2 separate regions of the Homo sapiens genome follow, and region 1 is linked to region 2. Evidence: chromatin contacts called from ENCODE Hi-C or POLR2A ChIA-PET data. All regions are on one chromosome and are shown on one strand. Each heading gives the region's core, a stretch centred on a gene start or an enhancer-like site at or near the end of the contact. The rest is flanking DNA. Distances are from core to core; before and after follow the strand shown. Region 1 overlaps SRPK2 (SRSF protein kinase 2). Region 2 overlaps SRPK2 (SRSF protein kinase 2).

What was found. A loop is a pair of places that touch in the nucleus more often than their neighbours do. ChIA-PET counts read pairs that join two places held with the same protein, here RNA polymerase II (POLR2A). Pooled maps may share reads with other maps.
Region 1: a loop to region 2 is called in a pooled map, with 3 times the contacts of the local background. The contact joins two enhancer-like sites. A Hi-C loop is called at or near these places in 2 of 168 maps with a recorded cell type or tissue (IMR-90 and dorsolateral prefrontal cortex), 7 of 37 single-sample maps with no recorded cell type and 12 of 50 pooled maps. POLR2A ChIA-PET finds 5 or more read pairs at or near these places in 2 of 52 experiments (PC-9 and activated CD4-positive, alpha-beta memory T cell).

The regions. Positions count from the first base shown.
Region 1 is chr7:105,303,120-105,308,699 of GRCh38, reverse strand. The region is part of intron 2 of SRPK2 (SRSF protein kinase 2); the gene reads left to right. Among named protein-coding and RNA genes, the nearest start is that of SRPK2, 83 kb to the left of the region's middle. Within about 2 kb of position 4,044, at least 6 of the 41 ENCODE cell types and tissues checked have a DNase peak (open chromatin) inside an H3K27ac peak, as active enhancers do; they include dorsolateral prefrontal cortex, where a contact is called at or near this core.
Region 2 is chr7:105,208,938-105,214,515 of GRCh38, reverse strand. All of the region lies in intron 2 of SRPK2 (SRSF protein kinase 2), which reads left to right. Among named protein-coding and RNA genes, the nearest start is that of SRPK2, 180 kb to the left of the region's middle. Within about 2 kb of position 3,560, at least 10 of the 41 ENCODE cell types and tissues checked have a DNase peak (open chromatin) inside an H3K27ac peak, as active enhancers do; they include dorsolateral prefrontal cortex, where a contact is called at or near this core.

The sequences.
Region 1 (5,580 bases), core at 2,795-5,294, 94 kb before region 2:
GAAAAGAATCTTTAGTTGAATAAGCAGAAACCACTTTCCACCTTGTGATACATTAAAGCTTTAGGTGTCGGGTGCTTTAGGAACTGCAGAAGTGGTCTTGCCAATTGGAAAAGTAGTACTACCATAAGAATTTTGGATTATAGTTTCTTGGTAGTCATGAGAATGAAGGTTATATTAAAGTCCATACAATTATATGAAAATGAGTACATGCCCATCATTCTTTAAGGAAATCCCCTCCCTCTGTTGGTTGCCCTAAATAAGAGTTCTAATATACAGGGCTTTCCAATTTTTATAAATAACAACTGCCTGAACATTTTTGCACATAAACACATCCAGCCTGCTCAAGAATGGGTTTTCTAGAGTGCTCAGAGAACATAATCTTTTCAATGCTTGGGAGGTAGCATAAGAGAAGGGAGAGCAGAAGAAATATTCAGGTGCCAACTCAGTCTGTTTTACAGTTGGTTGTTGGCAAAATAAGGTCAGAGTTTGTTTCCAGCATGTTTTTGAAATTCCCCTTAGTGCAAACTTTTCCATGAAAACAATGTAAACTGTTAGGACCTCCAGGTAGAGCAGCAAAAACTCTAACACTAAACTGCTAATTTTGGGGTATATTTGGGTGACGAACCCATAACTATAGTAGTAAAGCTATCAGTTAATATTACTAAGTTCTCCCATTTTGCCAAGCACTTTGCAAAAATACTTTCGCATATGTTATTTTGTGTTAACCTCACCACAATCTTAGGAGATACATGATGGAATCCAGAATTAGAGATAGAAAGTAATTTGAATTTCAGGAGCTATCTTTTGAGTCCAAGTAATGTACCAAAGCTCATACTGTTCATCACCATTGTATATCCCACTTCACTGTTAAGTTACTATGATGATTATAAAAGATAAAGCGTATGTTATTTCTGATTATAAAATATATACTTAAAGTTAAACTTAGGAAATTCAAAAATGTGGAAATAAGGGGGAAAAAACCCCACCCACAGTCTTACCACTTATACACTTTTAACATAAACTTACCTGGATTCTGTAGGAAGTCATATTTACTAATATTTTTTAACAGCTGTGGGGCATTGTAGTCAGGATTTTGTAGAGGTATATCTTTGTTAATTTTTCTCCAGAAGTGTTTTTAAAGGTGAGAGTTTAATAATGTTTGGAAAAAATAAGAGAGAGCACATGTCAGATGACAAATGGATGGCACTGCCAGCAAGGGCTGTGAGGGTGCAAGCCGGCTTTTCTCTCCTGCTGGTCAGTGATTCTGTTCACCAGCTTAACAGACTAAGTTCTAGAGCAAAACACTTACTTATTACACATTGGTTCTCTATACTTCTTTTTGGGTTATCGTATGTTTATCCTTTTAAAAACGTCATAGAATTTTTCTTCTTCTTTTTTAATAATAAAGCTTTCTTGCTTGAAGAAAAGCCTCTTTGTATCCACCACAGCAGATGGAATGGCATTTGTACTTCTAAATTTTTCAGTAGTAGGAGTACCAAAATAGCACTAAAAATTAATTACTTTGATTACCTCCCCTCCCACCCAGTATTGGGAAAAGTCATAATTAAGTCTCCCTTCAAGGTAGTTCATTAGTTCTTGTATGTTAAAAAATCTGACCCTTAAATTAAATCTTCCTTTTGAGCTGCCTTTGTGTTTCCAGGACATGTTTAGCTGCACCTGCCTGCTATTCGGTCTCTTTCTTCACCAGAGTTATAAAATAAGAGGAAAAGGATTGTATTCTCTATTCAGAACTAGAGTTCTGTGGATAACTTGACAGCTTTCCATAAGTGTGAGTCTCCATATCTATAATCAAGTTGTAAGTTTGTGTTTAAACATTTTTCCCCCATATTTAGCCATGTCTCCTCCTTTGTATTGTTTTCTTCTACAAAAATGTTCTTGTAATAGTGTTTTACTTTTAATTCTGAGAAATTTATGACATTTTCTTTTTAAAAGTTATTCTCCACTTAAGTTAGAGATGTATACAGCATTAAAATGGATTGCAGATAAAGATATTTGTAAATGAGTGTTTCGGTTAAATGCTTTTCCAACTGAAGGTGGCATCTTGCCAACGAGAGGATAGCAGTTAGCCAACATGTTTTTTCTTCATGACTGTTTTTTCTTTGTTCAGGTGGAGTACATCCTGCTGCTTCAAGGGTAGAAGACTCCTCACTGCTTTCCTTCATGAGATTTCAAAGGAAGTGTTGGTTTTTTTTTTGCCTGGTTCAAGTATTGACCAAGAAGATGACAGTGATGTGGTCTCTTAGGTTTCAAAATTTCTACTTAAACATCTTGGTTCTAGTGATACGTACTTTGCAAAAATAATTCACAGTTATTATGACTTTTGTTAATATTCTGAAACTATGGTATTCAGAGATGATCCGTCAGGTTCTGATTAAGTTTCTTAGAAGCCCAGTGCACTGAAAAGATTATGGTGTGTCTTTTCTCTTCCTAGCAAAATGGAAAATGACAATACTGAAATGCAAACTAATAGAATACCAGCAAAAATTCTCATTGTTACTCATGGCTTCAAAAACTACATCAGATGCCTTAAAAAAAAATCCTCTTACTTCTTTTGGTACCTCATTTTTGTTGGTTTTCTAAGCATGTAGAAGGGGACCAGAGCATGCCACCCCAAAATATCCCACTTTTAGTGTAGGTGTTGTTTTAAGCTGAAGGCATTTAGTTTCCTGCCCTCCACCTTTCTGTCTAAAAGCAGGCTATCCATTTACATTTCTGAAAGTGTTCCGTACTAAAGAACCCCTATTTATTATACATTTCTAGTTATCTTCCCATGATTTGTACCTCCCTCAAAGTCCAGAACTTGTTTTCCTCAGTCTAGCCTTTTCCCCGTACTTTATCACCCTTTGTTAAGATGGTGTGTAAACCCAAATTTTAATCACCCTTTTGAGTTAACACTGAGTTCTCCTTTGTGTATGCACATTGCATGCATAGGTAAACTGCTTTTTTTCCCCCTCCTGTTAATCTTTTATCTGTTAAATTCAGGGACCCCAGCCACTGAATCTAAGAGGGTAGGGAAAGAGTGTTTTCCTCTCCAACAGTGTGCTTCATTTTTTTCCTGTTGGGTAATTCAACACTGACTCTCCCCAAAATTACACAGAAGAATTAAAGTAACACAGGAATGAAGAAGCGAACATAGATTTATCTGTCAGATGCATTTAAATAAAGTTATTTCTCTACAATTTCCTTGGTCTTTTGTATACTGTTATAATAAACTAGTAGGCAGCAGAAAATTTTTTTTGTGACAGAGTCTCGCTCTATTGTGCGAGACTGTGTGGCACAGTCTCGGCTCACTGCAACCTCTGCCTCTTGGGTTCAAGAGATTCTCCTGCCTCAGCCTCCCCAGTAGCTGGGATTACAGGTGCCCACCACCTGTAAAAATACCCGGCTAATTTTGTGTTTTTAGTGGAGATAGGGTTTCACTATGTGGGTCAGGCTGGCCTTGAACTCTTGACTTCAGGTGATCTGCCTGCCTCAGTCTCCCAAAGTGCTGGGATTACAGGCATGAGCCACAGCGCCTGGCTGGCAACAGGATTTTTGTTAAATAATCATCCTCTGTTGTCTCCAAGATTTTAGAAATCCCAGAAAACATGGAAACCTATGAAAATATGAACTTGACCTAAAGTATTTTGAATAATATTTATTGCTGTGGTTCTAGATGCTTCTAAAGTTTAGACTAGAGGATAGTTTTTATCTTTGTTAGGTCAGGATATTTAGCTGTGTAATAGTTTGGTTTTAAAGCTGTATGCTTTTTGACTTCTATTTAGGCTAAGAAGGCTTTTAGTCTTTCTTTTAGTGAAGAGGGTGTCCCTAGTCTGAGGGCATCTGTAGGCAGCATGTATCAATCAGTGATTGTAGCCCGGGGCCAGGGCAGCCCTGCGGTTTTCACAGTGGATTGTCTATATATCATCTGTTTCAAGATTCCTGTAGTCATGATACTAAAACGGAAAGGTGGACCAAATATTTTGTTTTTCAGTTTATCAGTTTTTCTTTGAGTCATCTAAGTAAGGCTCGGGATACTGTCTAATGGGAAATGAACAGTTAAGACAAAATCAGGGCAAGTCTTTGGGCAAGACAACTCTGTTTACTTTAGTATGCATACATGCATAGCCTGCCTTGTTCCAAAAAGGATTTAAGGTGGCACTGCTGTGCACTTTCTGTGGTTTATGGTCTGAGACTTATTTATAAATACAGTTACTAGTTTCAAATTGAAATGAATCTGGCTTCCAAATGGTGTGTAGTGTACTTACCCCAACAATGCTGCCATTGTACCCCAAGGTCTTCTTTAGGATTTGAATATGTTCATTGGTCATAAATCTTTATCCTTTGATGTTAGAATCAATTTTTGGAACCAGCTAAAAGTCATTAAGTGCCGAGTTTGGTGAATAACCTGGATAGGCAATCTGGGTTGTTAGAGCTTTTGGTTTATTGTTTTTGACTCATGGACTGTGAGCCAAAATAGGATGATGAAACTAGTTTCTAAGCCACAGTTAACTCCTTGTTAACATTCAGCAGTCTTGAACAATGGGTCCAATTGACTCTTGGTCTTGTGCTACATTAGCAGTGCCATTGAGATCAAATAAACAAGTTAACATTGTCCTCACTTGTGATTTTGAGATGGATGTTTTCTTGGGTTTGTAGTACAGCAAAGTATACCATTGCAAATTTCATGTTTTCAGGTCGTAATGAAAACTTTTGAAGTCAACTCTACCGATTTTCTCAAAATATTTCTGTTTTTTTCAGCTGTTAACAAAAGATCCAAAACAGTGAACAGGTTGTAACTGCTCTTTATCACTTGGTGAAAATTTCTTCCAAACGTTTTCACTAGCTTTTCACATAGTTTGACCCTCTGCCACATATTCGTGTGTTTTGTTTTTTTACTATGTAACCATTAAACTGTACGAATTGAGTTATTACTTTGACATCATTTTATAGATGAAGAAACAGGTTTACGAAAGATGAGACTTGATTTAAGGGATCAGAGATACTAAAGAGTCAAGATTCAAATCCCAGTTTTCTGGGTTTTTTTTCAGTGTATAATGCTGCCAGGATGGACATCAGCCATAACCTCCTTAATTTTCTTTTAGTAATATGAATTAATTTTCATATAAGAATATGAAAATTAAGAGCTCTTCCCTTTTATTTCCATAAATCTTGTGGATTTAATGCCACCCCTAATTAAATGTTAATTACTTTTTACTCAGGTCATTTTTTTTTTAATTATACTTTAAGTTCTAGGGTACATGTGCACAACGTGCAGGTTTGTTACATATGTATGTATGTGCCATGTTGGTTTGCTGCACCCATTAACTCATCATTTACATTAGGTGTTTCTCCTAATGCTGTCCCTCCCCCAGCTCCCACCCCACGACAGGCCCTGGTGTGTGATGTTCCCCGCCCTGTGTCCAAGTGTTCTCATTGTTCAATTCCCACCTATGAGTGAGAACATGCGGTGTTTGGTTTTCTGTCCTTGCAATAGTTTGCTCAGAATGGTGGTTTCCAGCTTCATCCATGTCCCTACAAGGGACATGAACTCATCCTTTTTTATGGCTGCATAGTATT
Region 2 (5,578 bases), core at 2,311-4,810:
TAGATCCCAATATATTGCTGTTTGCAGACATTGCCACAGAGTGTGTGTATCACTAAGGTGAATTCTACTAAAGAGAACTACTGAGCTGCAGGGTATCAGATATTGGAATCATCTGTGAAATTTAAAATGGCTATATACTGACTGTTTATCATTTTACTGCTTATTTTAAAACTTACAGTAAGGTATTTAAAATAAGCTGTATAAAAAATGTTCTAAACTCTTTTTCAGCTAACCTTACTACTTATTAAAAATAGTGATATGCTGGAAGAGGCTCATGCTCCTTAAAAAAATGCCTAGAGCAGTGCTACAGCATCTAGAGCCTGCAGCATTACTGTCCAATATAACTTTCTGTGGTGATAGAAATGTTCTATATCTGCACTGCCCATACTGTGCCATAGCCACCAGCCATATGTGACTACTGAGTGCTTGAAGGAGGATGACTGAATTTTTAATTTTATTCCATTTTAATTAATTTGTCTTGTTGCTACCATATTGTGTAACACAGGTTTAGGATTTCCCTTATTTCCTGTGTTCTAAATTACTTTAGAAGGTAGAAAGTTGACTGCATTTGAATTTTGTTGATCCATTATATATTAGTAGTTGTGTATGCCTTTAGATCTAAAGCTTGTGGAAGTTTGCAGAAGGCTTGTGTAAAGTGGTACATCTTACATTATTTCCTGAATAGCATGAGGCAATCGTTAGTTGTTATAGCAACTTTCACCAATATAAGTCTTAGTAAACAGTTCCTTTTTTGTGACATTTTATTCACTCTGCACCTAGCTGGCTTCAGATTGTCTACAAACATAGCTTTTAGATAGAAGAGCGTATGGGTCTTTAGTTTGCTTGTTCTTCTTATATGTATATCTTATCCTAATGTAAAAGGTAGGCTTACTTTTGTATATGTATGTGCTCTAAAATCTGTATTTGACACTTAAAACTTATATTGGCAATTATAGTAGGGGTCCTTGACTATAGATTATAATGTTGGTGGCTTGTTTAACTTTGTTCTTCGGCTTTGAACTGGGCTCTTCCCTTGGCTCTTTTATTCCCCAGTTTCTCCCCAGCACTCTTACATGCTTGGAAAGGCTTTGGCTTCCAGCTGCATGGTCATGCTTCAGTATGCTTCAGTTTCAATCACCTTTGCTTCAATTTGCAGCTCAAACCTTTACTTTTCAGCTATAGATTTTATATATCAAGCAATCCCTACCGTATTCTATGCTGCTTGGTATCCCACTTGCCTGTGAAACTCAGAGGAGCTAGAGCCGGTTACTTTTCTCTAAAACCCCTTCCCTTCTTCATCCACCTGCTCTATTCTCTGTCGAAATGAATGGTACAGTATTTCAGACCAGAAATGAAGAGTCAAACATCCACTTCTAGCAAATGAATTAGAGTTGTCCTTAGGTATTTGTGGGAGATTGGTTCCAGGATCCCATTCGGATACCAAAATCCATGGATGCTCAAGTCCTTGATATAAAATGGTTTAGTATTTGCATGTCACCTGTGCACATGCTCCTATATACTTTCAGTTATGTCTAGATTCCATCACCTAGTATGGTGTATATACTATGTAAATAGTTGTAATACCTAATTGTTTATGGAATAATGACCAAAAAAAGAGTCTGTACATGTTCAGTACACATGTAGCCATCACCCCATGTTTAGGATCCATAGTTGTTTGAATCCATGGATGCGGAATGCATGGATACAGAGCAACAACTGTACTGAGTTCTGAGTTCCAGTTTTTAATCATCTCTGTCCTGGACTAACAATTGCAGCGTTTTCCCATGAATTTTCTTTCTTCTTGCTTTTATCCTTTCTACCTGTTCTACACTCTAATTTCATATGTTTTTTGCAGAAAGCTAATCCTTGTTTCTATGGTTGCATTTCAGTGGCTACTACTTGCCTCAGGGATAGAGCCCAAGCTTCTTAGCATTGTGGTTTATTCTTTTGAATTGTGGATTATTCCTATGCCTAACCTCTTTCCTCTCTCCAGTCATACCAGATTAGTTTGGGCCTCTGTGCTTTTGATGATGTGGTTCCCTGAGACATGGACCTCCTGCAGTCAGCCTCATTCTGGCCAGTCTGTAAGATCACCTCTAGATGTCTCTGACTTGGCCCACTACCATCTCTGTTTCCATAACGATACCAGGAGCAGTTGCTTACATTTGTGTGTTTACATGCACTTTCCCCTCCTCACTAGACTGTACACCCCTCAGTGCTGGGCATCTGTGTGCTTCTGGGTAGTTGTAGAATCAGTGGATGTCATTTTACATGCATTTGGACTCACTGGTTTAACTTTTCTGTCAGTCTTTCTCCATTTCAGTAGTAATATTTTCTGTCAGATCCCACAAGTGTTTTATAAAATATTAATAGTACTAGTGGCATAAGACATATGTAGTGCTGAAATGCAATTTTAGAACCAGAGGTTTGCTTTTTGCAAAGAATATATGGAATTAATGTGTAAAATGGGAAGGATAAAAGCAAGAAACAAGGAAATTAATGAGGAAAAGTTAGTCCAGGAAATAGATGATAAAAACCTGAACTCAGAACTCAGTGAGGTGATCAGGCAGCAATACCTTTAGAACACCAACTCCTTTCTTTTCTAAAATGTAGATTAGTTGGGAAGCAGGTCTGATTTACTTACATCCTTACTAACTTTGAGTTGGCTGTGTACTACGTTCTAGAAAACAGTATGGTCTTAGGAAATAAGTAAGTAGTATTTGGCTTGGAATTACAATTGTTTGCTATTAGGACTTGGGGAGTGATATAGTTTGGATCTATGTCCCTGCCCAAATCTAATGTTGAATTGTAATCCCGAATGTTGGAGGTGGTACCTGGTGGGAGGTGATTGGATCATGGGGGTAGATTTCCACTTTGATGCTGTTCTCATGGTAGTCAGTGAGTTCTCCTGAGATCTGGTTGTTCTAAAAGTGTGTAGCACCTCCCCCCTCACTCTCACTCCTGTTACTGCTCCCACACTGTGTTGCGCCTGCACCCCCTTTGCCTTCCACCATGATTGTAAGTTTCCTGAGGCCTTCCCGGAAGCTTAGCAGATGCCAGCATCATTCTTCCTGTATAGCCTGCAGGACTGTGAGCCAATTAAATCTCTTTTCTTTATAAATTACCCAGTCTCAGGTATTTCCTTATAGCAATGCACGAATGGACTCATTCAGGGAATAAGATACTCCTATTCCCAAAAGAGAACTGTTTCCCATTCTGGATTACCCAGCTTAAGTCCCCTGGCCATTTCAATTATTTAAAAAAAAAAAAATCAGATCTTTTTGAGGCCAAAGTCTGATAATTCTCCATGATCTACTCTAGTACAGTTTGAGGAACTTGGCAGTGTATTCACTTTCACTTGCTGTGTAACAAATTACTGCACCCTTAGCAGCTTAAAACAACACCTGTTTATTAACTCACAGTTTTGTAGGACAGAAATCAGGGCAGCACAGTGTGGCTGGATTCTTACTAGACTGAAACCAAGGTGTTGGCCAGATCTGCAGCTCTCATCTGAGCTTCAGAGTTCTTTTCCAGCTCACTGGTTGTTGGCAGAACTCATTTCCTTGAGTTCGTAGAACTGAGGTCTTTGTTATCTTACTATTCTTCTAGCTGTTGGCAGGGAGCACCGTCACTCCTAGAGGCCACTGGCAGTTCTTTGCTCTCTGTGGCCCTAGTTCACAAATGATGTCTGCTTTTTTTCCAGGCAGCTGGAGCCCGCCGCTCCGCTTCCACTTCTTTGACCAGCCAAAGAAAACCCTCTGCTTTTAGGGACTGGTGTGATTAGGTCAGGCCACCCAGTGTGATCTCCCTTTGGCATGTAGTGTAGATAATTGGATAACAGGTGTAATATCTCACACTCACAGATCTACCCATACTCAAGAGAAGCAGGAGATTTAACATGGATGAGGGTCATTGAGGGTCATTGCACATTTAGGTTTGATTTACACAAAGTTTTTGAACTTAACCTTTCATTAAAGAGGAATACATGAAATTATCTGAAGTTCGAAACATTATCTGGTCCCAAGTATTTTGAATGAGGGATACTCAACCTATATTGACCGATTCTACTATTAATTAGAAATTGGGTATTTCTCAAGCTGACAGTAATTACCAAGAGAGGAAGAAGGAGGGAGGGAGGAAGGGAGAGAGAAAAGTTATAGATATAGGGTGGACATAGGGAGGAAAGAAAATGAAATTTGACTTTATGTGAATGTCCCTCAAATACTAACTGAAGAAATTCATCTGGAGCTCCTTTTCTTTATGTTTGATTAAAAATTAACTGAACTGTATTTCTTAAATTGTGTCAGTTGCCATCTAAGCTGATAGCAAAGGAGAGGACATTTTTCCTACTAAATGTAGAGTTTATTTTTTCTTTTCTCTGCTGAAAAGAAATACGCAGTAGCAGCTGAGAGGAAATCGGAACTCTCATCTGGTTGCCATGGCAATTTAGAGCAGATGAGACTTGTAGTTTCCTCGGTTGTTGAGTTTTTCCTCCCTTTTCTGACAGAGCAAGTGTACATGCAGAATATAGTATGAAGTACATAGCATGATGATAATTTTAGTATTATAGTATGATATTGAAAGAAAAATATTTTTAAGTTTTTTTAAACCACATTTTAAATTTAGAGTAATGATTAGAATTTTCTTTGTAGTGTAAAAATAAATATAGTTCTTTGTGAAAAATATAAGTAGCTAGTGGAATTTTGCTTTCTAAATTAATTTCATTCCCATCACTGAAGTGCTGTGTTTTTCTTTTTTCTCTCCTCCCCTCTTTTTCTCTTTTGCTTTGCTTTGCTCTTTTGTTTTCCTTTCTCTTTCCTTTTTCTTTTTTCTTTCTCCTTTCCTTTTCCTTTGCTTTCCCCTTTCTCCATTGTCCTTTCCCCTTCCCCTTTTCTTTCCCCTTTCCTTTTTCCTTTCCCCTTCCCTTCCCTTTCCCCTTTCCTTTTTCCTTTTCTATTTTCTTCTTTCTTTTTTTCCTGAGACAGGGTCTCACTCTGTCATGCAGGCTGGAGTGCAGTGCTATGATCTTAGCTCATTGCAGACTCGCATGCTCAAGCAGTCCTCTCACATCAGCCTCCTTAGTAGCTGGGACTGTAGATGTGTGCCACCACGCCCAGCTAATTTTTGTAGTTTTTGTGGGTATTGCCAGGTTGCCCAGGCTGGTCTCAGACTCCTGGGCTCAACTGATATACCCACTGTGGCCTCCCCAAAGTGCTGGGATCACCTGTGGGGGCCACTGCACCCGGCCTGAAGTGGTATATTTCTTTATATTTCTTATAGTACATGAAAACATGTTCTTAAATTAGCACCTTGTTTAAACTTTGGACCCTTAGATAAAATTTCAGTCTCCTTTTTAAAGAATTACAGATTAATTTTCACTCTGAATGTAGCTGAGCTTATTGTAAAAGAGACTATGCATATTGATTGCTTAAATCTCTACATAGATATTTGTTTCTTGAAGTCATACATTTTATAACGGTGTAGTGTTGGATATTTAAAATATCTATAGCTGTATTGGGGTTTTCTTTTATTTTTTTAAAAATTTATTGTTGTTTTTGTAGAGATGAGGTCTTGCTGT